Linked DNA regions of Homo sapiens: region 2 is linked to region 1. Evidence: read pairs that join two places in POLR2A ChIA-PET (ENCODE). Cell type or tissue: Panc1. All regions are shown on one strand. Each heading gives the region's core, and the rest is flanking DNA. Links, peaks and the distances in the headings are about the cores only.

What was found. Peaks named below come from ENCODE experiments on the same cell type or tissue, not always from the same donor. Only the 100,000 strongest peaks of a DNase experiment are listed, where the experiment ranks them.
Region 2: POLR2A ChIA-PET joins it to region 1 with 5 read pairs; 2 of 35 experiments call an interaction of 5 or more read pairs at or near these places.

Annotation. Positions count from the first base shown.
Region 1 is chrX:68,306,174-68,310,570 of GRCh38, forward strand. All of the region lies in intron 2 of OPHN1 (oligophrenin 1), which reads right to left. Among named protein-coding and RNA genes, the nearest start is that of OPHN1, 130 kb to the right of the region's middle. In Panc1, for the core only: no CTCF peak of the experiment used is centred there; a DNase peak (open chromatin) is centred at 1,777; H3K27ac peaks cover 515 bases.
Region 2 is chrX:68,400,407-68,404,803 of GRCh38, forward strand. The region is part of intron 2 of OPHN1 (oligophrenin 1); the gene reads right to left. Among named protein-coding and RNA genes, the nearest start is that of OPHN1, 31 kb to the right of the region's middle. In Panc1, for the core only: no CTCF peak of the experiment used is centred there; no DNase peak of the experiment used is centred there.

The DNA of each region.
Region 1 (4,397 bases), core at 199-4,198:
TCAATAATGCATCCAAATATTGGCTTTTCCTCCTTTCCCATTTCACTTCTTTTCCACTCCCTGCATTGATCATTTCCTTTGTCCCTCACTCTTGCTTCCACTTAAACTACCTCTGCTCCCAAGCCTCTGCATCAAGCTCTCTCTGCTTTTAGGGGGAAGCCAGGTAAAGATAATGAGCTCTTCATTACTGGAGCTGACTACTACTCGTTACTGGAGCAAATGTTAGAAAAAGATTCTAGGCATTAGATTATAACAAACTTTATCGAAAGATTGGGGAGGAATCAGTAACTAACTGGAATGGGAAGTTGGGAGATACAAAGAAGGGGAGCAAGAATGAAGGAGAAGGAAAATACATGAGCTGCTTCAGAGAAAAGAAAAGCTTTTCTTATCCATAATCTCAAAATCTAAAATAATGTCCAGTATAAAGTAGGTCGTCAATGTTAGCCAAATGAATGTATGACTTTAAAAGAGTAAATCAACTTTTTAATTTCTAAAGGTCTAATTTAATAGATGGAAGCTGTCCGAAAAATTAAATCTACTTTTTCCCCAAATTCATCTTCTTTTTTTGAAACAGGGTCTCATTGTGTCACCCAGGCTGGAGTGCAGTGGCATGATTGCAGCTCACTGCAGCCTTGACCTCCCGGGCTCAAGTGATCCTCCCACCTCAGCCTCCCACATAGCTAAGACTACAAACACACACCACTCCACCCAGCTAATTTCTAAAATTTTTTGTAGAGACAGACCCTTGCTTTGTTTCCCAGGTTGGTCTTGAAGTCCTGGCTTCAAGTGATCCTCCCACTTTGGCCACCCAAAGTGATGGGATTACAGGTATGAGCCACTGCACCCAGCCCCAAAATCCACTTTAATATATAAGCAGTTTACTACCATTTCAGTGGTCCCAGGAATATTAAATAAATGTTGCAAAAATTTAGCACAGCTTACAGTTTCATTACTATAGCTGTATTACATTAGGAATTTATAGAGTGGGTCAGATGTGGTGGCTCACGCCTGTAATCCCAGCACTTTGGGAAGCTGAGGCATGCGGATTGCCTGAAGCTCAGGAGTTCAAGAGCAGCCTAGGCAACATTGTGAGACCCTGTCTCTACCAAAAAAAAAATAATAATAATAATAATAGCCGAGCATGGTGGTGTGCACCTGTAGTCCCAGCTACTCAGGAGGCTGAGGCAGGAGAATTGCTTGAGCCCGGGAGGCAGAGGTTGCAGTGAGGTGAGATCACATGCCATTGCACTTCAGCCTGGGTGACAGAGCGAGACCCTATGTCAACAAAAAAAAAAAAAAAGGAATTTATAGCGAATGGATATACGAAACTCCATGTGAATTGTGCCAGTAATCCATTATGCCATAAAAGCTGCATAAGGATAACCTATAGAAAATTGTTCTGAGATATTAGTGCCAAAGGTACTGATCAACCCAGGGAGTGGAAAAAGGGTGTATCAAGAAAAGGAAATAATGAAGCTCAAGTCCTAATTAGTTTCCACTTATAGAGGAGACAAACTACAATGCAACATGTATAGAACAGGAAAACATGTATAAAACGTTATCTACAAGTACAGGTATATATATTTACCTGTATTGTGTATAACTCCATTTGCACCTAGTTTTTAACTGGGAAGAAACTTAGGTAGCTAAGTTTCAATATGACTCAAAACTTCATGGATGCAACTCTAATTCTAAAGCAGATTACACAATAAAAATGCCCGAGGGATTCCTAGGCTTTGTGGTTTTGACTACTTTCAGTTTGAAATAAAAAATGTTCTCTTAACACATGCATCCCTTTATACTTATGAATTTATTAGTTTCAATGACTCATCACATTACCACCTGGTAAGGTTATGTGCTTTTCCAAAGCAAAATGAGGTAGTGGAAATATCACTAAGACAGGAGTTTTAGTCTTGCCTCTGGAACAAATCAGTTTCATGAGTTTGGGCAAGTTAACTTGCCTCCCTGGGCCTCAATTAATCAAAAACAAAAAAATGCTACTACTTACCAGTTACTGTGGCTTCCCTTTAGTTCCTACAGTTGTGAAAGAAACATAATATCATATACCTCATTGGCTTGTGGGGGGATTAAAATAAGATGTCATGGTGAAGTTCTTTCACAAAAAATAAATTGGCTGGGTGCGGCAGTGGCTAACGCCTGTAATCCCAGCACTTTGGGAGGCTGAGGCAGGCAGATCACTTGAGCTCAGGAGTTCGAGACCAGCCTGGCCAACATGGTGAAACCCCGTCTCTACCAAAAATACAAAAAATCAGGCAGGCGTGGTGGTGTGTGCCTGTGGTTCTAGCTACTCAGGAGGCTAAGATGGGAGGATCACTTGAGCTCAGGAGTCAGAGGTTGCAGTGAGCTGAGACTGTGCCACTGCACTGCAGCCTGGGTGACAGAGTGAGACCCCATCTCACGAAAAGAAAAAAGAAAAGAAAAGAAAAGAAAAAAGAAAAGAAAATAAATCACTTTCTAAATGTAGTTATTTTTATTTTAAAATTTGGCTAACGTTGCTATTAACTAGACTGATATGAACTAATGAGGATATACGCAGTTAGCCTATAAATTTGAAGTGAAACTAGACTAGGACAGTGGTTCTCGCACTTGTTTTTTTGTTTTTTGAGACAGGGTCTAGCTCGGATGCCCAGGCTGGAGTGCAGTGGCATGATCTCAGCTCACTGCAGCCTCAACCTCCTGGGCTCAAGTGATCCTCCCACGTCAGCCTCCTGAGTGGCTGGGACTACAGCTGTGCGCCATGACACCTGGCTATTTATTTTTTTATTTTTTTCTTGTAGAGACAGGGTCACACTATATTGAGGAGGCCGATCTCAAACTCCTGTGCTCAAGCAATCTTCCTGTCTTGGCCTCCCAAAGTGTTGGGATTACAAGTGTGAGCCACTGCGCCCAGCCTGGTTCTTGCATTTTTAAAGGGTTATAGACCCCTTTGAGAATATAAAAAATACTTTCTTCCCAGAAAGATATATGTAACATAAACTTCTGTACAATCTCTACAGTTCCAGATGCCCTAAGAAACCCATGTTAAGAACCAATAAACAAGATAATCCTCAAGGTCTCTTCTCTTTAACACTCTTGAGTATATGTTTTTCCTTTTTAAAATGAGTAAATGAAGTAGCTACTCTATAAATCAGATTGATTTAACCAAAATATCTTCCTCCTAATCCAAATACATAAAAATACTGGGTAAAAGGGCAACAAACATGTGTGTATTTTTAAAATACATAGCAAACTGAGAAAGCAAGAAAAAGAAGCTCCCAAGTACTAGAAATGAAGAACAAATTCAAAGCCATAACAGAGAGCAGCAGCTGAGGCAGTAGAGAGATTAGAACTAGATATACTCAGTTCTCATTATTTACGGATTCTATATTTGCAAATTTGCCTAGTCAATAAAATGTACTTGCAACACCAAAATCAATACTTACGACATTTTGCCCACTCATTCATGGACATGCAAATAGCTATGAAAAATGTGAGTCACCAATATATACATTCTGAGCTTGAAAAGGGGGATACTGCCTTCTTGTTTCAGCTCTCATACTATAAAACAATTGTCCTTTTCCTGGTCTATTTAGTGCCACATTTGTCACATTTTTCTACTTCTTGTTGATGGGTTAGCTGTTTAACATGGCCCCTTAGCATAGTGCTGAAGTACTATCTGGTGGTCCTAAAGGAAAGAAGGCTGAGACATCCTTACAGAGAAAACAAGTAGGTGCTAGATAAGCTTCGTTCAGCCACAGCTTCTAGTGCTGTTAGCCATGAATTCAATGTTAATGAATCAACTATATATATGATAAAATATGGGGTCTTTAAACAGAAACCAGGTAAAACAAGTTTATGTATTGATGGCTGCTGAAAACGTGGAGAGGCTCACAGGTACCTAACCCTGTATTTCCTCTAGGAGAAATGGTTCAGTATTCACTAACTAAATGTTTACATTGACTTTACAGAGCATAACTACCATGAATAACAAGAATTGACTATATGTGGTAGTTGGAATTTTATCAGCAGGCAAAGGGACATTACTTAGGAGCTGGGAGCTTGGAATGAGGTCCCTTCATGAGGTCTACTGGCATATGACACTGTAGGAATACACTAGAGAGTCTCCCATTGTGGTAAAATAAAGTTATCCAGAACCACAAGCTTTTGCTAATTAGAGTTCAAGTTTATACTGCTCACAAAGGTTTCTAAAAGTTAATTTTAAAACTAATCCTGAACCAGCACCACGCAAGCTCTAAGAAGAGGAAAAAAAAAATGCCCCATAAGAACACCTCTATAACCCAGGGCACATAAGGGAATCCCAAAGAAACAACTGCCACCCAGAACTTCACAGTTGAAAATTATAAACCACACTAGGAAACCAATATGAGAGCCAGGCA
Region 2 (4,397 bases), core at 202-4,201, 94 kb after region 1:
CTCACACTGCTATAAAAAAAATGCCTGAGACTGAGTAATGTATAAAGAAAACAGGTTTAATTGGCTCACAGTTCTGCAGGCTGTACAGGAAGCATAGTGGCTTCTGCTTCTAAGGAGGCCTCAGGAAACTTACAATCATGGGGAAAAGCGAAGGGGAAGCAGGCACGTCTTTCTTCTCTCTTTTTTTTCTTTTTTCTTTTTTCTTTTTTTTTTGAGATGGAGTCTCGCTCTGTTGCCCAGGCTGGAGTGCTGTGGCATGATCTCGGCTCACTGCAACCTCCGACTCCTGGGCTCAAGCAATTCTCCTGCCTCAGTCCCCTGAGTGGCTGGGATTACAGGCGTGCACCACCATGCCTGGCTGATTTTTCTATTTTTAGTAAAGACAGGGTTTCGCCATGTTGGCCAGGCTGGTCTCGAACTCCCAACCTCAGATGATTCACCCGCCTCTGCCTCCTAAAGTGCTGGTATTACAAGTGTGAGCCACTGCACCTGGCCAGGCATGTCTTTTGTTGTTGTTATTTTTTCTTTCAGGCACATCCTACATGGCCAGAGCAGGGGCAAGAAGAGGTGGGGAAGTGCCACACACTTTTAAAAAATCAGCTCTCACAAGAGCTCACTATCATGACGACAGCACCAAGGAGGATGGTGTTAAACCACAAGAAACTGCCACCATGATCCTTTCACTTCCCACCAGGCACCACCTTCAACATTGGGGATTACAATTCAACATGGGATTTGGGTGAGGACACAAATCCAAACCATATTAGATATACAGTAATAAATCAGAACCAATCCCTCTCCAAAGAAGGAAGGGAGATATTCACAATACAGCTAACTTAGTAATGAGACAGACAGCTACAAGTACAGTGTAAACAACATGTAAGTGAACATCAAGGAACAAAGGGTTAATTCTAACTGAGAAGATATCCTCAAAGGTGGTGGCATTTGGCCCGCTCTAGAAAGATTCTAGATAGACTACCAGGATTACAAAGAAAGCTAAATAAAACTCTACTCAATTCCACAAATACTTTCTAAAAGCCTGATACACACAAGGCCCTAAGTTTCAAATTGTACCGTAACACAATTGTACAGTAACGCAATTGTACAGTAACACAATTGTACAGTGATACAAGACTACTAAGAGACAACTTTTATCTTCCAAGAGCATCCAATGTAGTAGTGAAGATGAGTGCATAATACCAAGCATTATACAAACATCAGGAGATGTAGATTGTCCCAAGAGAGTTCAAATGAGGAAGAAATCATATTCGGTTGGGGAGATCTAGGAAGAATGCAAGGAAAAGGTAAGATTTGAGATGGGCCTTGCATGATGGGCAGACTTCAATAAACAGAGATGTATGGGGGTAAGAGCATTCCAGGAAAAAAGAATGGCCTGAGCAAAAGAGACCGAGGAGAACCAGAGCTGAACACAGGTTTGCAGAACAGTGCAGAGTCCAATTTAGCTTGATAGCCAAAGATATAAAGGGAAGTAAGAGGAGATGATGCTGGAAGACCCTTAGGCCCATAATCTGGAAAACCTTGAAGGTCAGGCTGCACACTCTTTTCTTGAGGAAGCCGGCAGTGTGGAAAACCACTGAAGGTTTCTGAACAGGAAGTGGCATGATGAGTGCTTTAGTTTCAAACAGTTCATCTGGAATCAGTATGGAATGAACCGAAGGAGAAAGGGATAGAAGTTGGCGGCTAGTGTTTTCTCAGGCAAAAAGTGAAAAGTGTTTGAAATGTAGCAGTAAGAAGGAGCAAGAGAAAGGTGGAGACGAATGCAAAAGACACTGCTGGAGGTAAATCTACCAGACTTAGGCATTTATTGGATGTAAGGGTCATGAGAGAGGAAAGAAAGAAAGAAGGGGAGAAGAAAGAAGGGAGAAAGAAAAGAAAAGAAAAGAGAGAAAGAAAGAGAAGGAAGAAGAAAAAGAAGAAGAAGGAGGAGAAGGAGAAGGAGAAGAAGAAGAAGAAGAGAGAAAGAAGAGAAGAGAAGAGAAGGAAGAGAAGAAAAGAGAAGAGCCTGTCTTTGAGGTTTCCATTCTTGCCAACTGGTAGGCTACAAATACCATGAACCAAAATAAAGAAGTCAGTAGGATGTGGGGAAAATGCTTAGCCGGATTTTGACTCAAAGCAAAGGCAAAGTAAATAATGCCTAATGTCAGTATGAACTGAATCATTAAACCCCAAGTATAAAGAAATCTTATTGCATATCTTATGTTGATGGGCCTCATGATCTGTTCTCTTCAAACAGCCCAGTTAGAGTTATAGGTAGTGCCATATCAAGAACCAGAAACCAAAGAAATAGGTCCTGATAAAATCTTCAGAAGAGTGCTTATCAGGTCAGGTTTGCAAATGACTTGAGGCATTGTGATAATGGAAAGGGCCAAGACAGGTTCCACATATGGCCAGTAGTTTTTAAACTTTGGGAGTCAACTAAACTCTAGGGAGATACCATCTTTCTCTCCGAGAAAAACAAACATAGGCACATACTCACACGTTAAAAGATAAAATTGGGGGAGAGGTTTTCACAGAGAGGTGTAATCTGAGGTGTACAGGAGTATCTGAAGTAAAGACTGAACATTTTGATAGCCTGCCTAGAAAGAATGACAGTGTCCTAAAAGATCAGAATTTGAACAAGCCAACACTGCACAAATCAGAAATGGGTGAGATGGGAAGATGATGAAGAAAGCAAAGCCAAAGATGGAGAATTAAGATACAGTCCTAGCCGCCAAATGTCCCTGTGTGTTAAATAGGAAAAGCAGCACAGCTGCCAAATGTTTCAAGTCTACAGACTCCAGCAAGACACTTGATTCAGGAATCTACAGTTTTGGGAGTTTGTCTTGGAAGCTTTCATACCATTAGCCTCAGAGCCCAGATACAGAACCGGTGTCAAATGCCTTTAAGTGGAATAGAATATTGAGATGATCTCTAGGAAGGAAAAAGGCAGCAAATAAGTTTAAACTCAGAGAGGAGACACAACTCCTGGCAGGAAGCTTTCCTAGAGAGAAGGGTAGTGTTAATTACTACTGAAAGATAAAAATCATATGCCTTCTTTTTTGGAATTGCTACTCTTCCCTACAGATCAGCAATTTTTTGAGCATGTGCAAGCGTGTTTTCTTTTTGAAGGTGTTGATGTTGAAATGATAGCTGCTTTCAATTTGCAGAAATCTAAGCAGGGGGTCAGTGTTCAGCAACTAAATCAAAGAGCAATTGTGCCTTTCGACTTTAAAAAATAAACGTCCCTATCATAGACCTACTGCTGTAGAGACTCACAGAGCCGTGCCAATTGGCTGCTTCCTCAAATGTGCCTTGTGTACGATCCTAGGCTCAAGAGAACAAGGCAAAAGGGCAATGGTGAGTCTAAACAGAGGCAGCATTCTGAACTCAGGTACTGCACGAGATGTACTGCTTGATGGGGAGGGCATTTCTTGAGCAAAGGAAACAGTTGTACCATCTAGACTCAGAAAAATGCTAAAAGTGAAGTGCCACAGTCATGTCTGAGGAGCGCTGGAGGGGTGGCACAAGCAGAAGAGTAAGATAAGAGGAAATGAGATGCTGAATGCAGAGCCAGGAGACCTGGGTTGAAGTCTCAGTTTTACATTACCGCTGCGTAACTTTGTATATATGTAAGTCATTCAGCTTCTTTATCTGCACAATAGGCTTAATGATAACAACTCTACCTATTTCAGAGAATTGGTATGGGATGCCAAAATGGTGCAGCCATTATGGAAAACAGTATGGTGGTTCCTAAAAACTTTTTTTTTTTTTTGAGACAGAGTCTCACTCTGTCGCCAGTCTGGAGTGCAGTGGCATGATCTCGGTTCACTGCGACCTCCGCCTCCCAGGTTCAAGCGATTCTCCTGCCTCAGCCTCCCGAGTAGATGGGATTACAGGTATGCACCACCACACCCAGCTAATTTTTGTATTTTTAGTAAAGACAGGGTTTCACCATGTTGGCCAGGATGGTCTCCATCTCTTGACCTCATGATCTGCCTGCCTTGGCCTCCCAAAGTGCTGGGATTACAGGTGTGAGCCACTGCGCCTGGCCAAAACTTTTAAATAGAATTATCATATAATCCAGCAATCCCACTTCTGGGTACATACCCAAAGGAATTCAAAGCAGGATCTCAAAGGTGTATTTGCACACTTATGTACTCTGCAGGATTATTCACAATAGCCAAGAGTTGGAAACAACCCAAATGTTCATTGATGGGTAAAAGGATAAACAAAATGCGGTATATATACATACAAAGGAATAATTATGCAGCCTTAAAAAGGAATGAAATTCTGACACATTCGGGTAGGAGAATAGAAACTTAAAAAAGAATAAACCAAAAAAAGAAAGAAAAGAAGTTCTGACACATGCTACGTGAAAGAACTCTGAGAATGTCAAG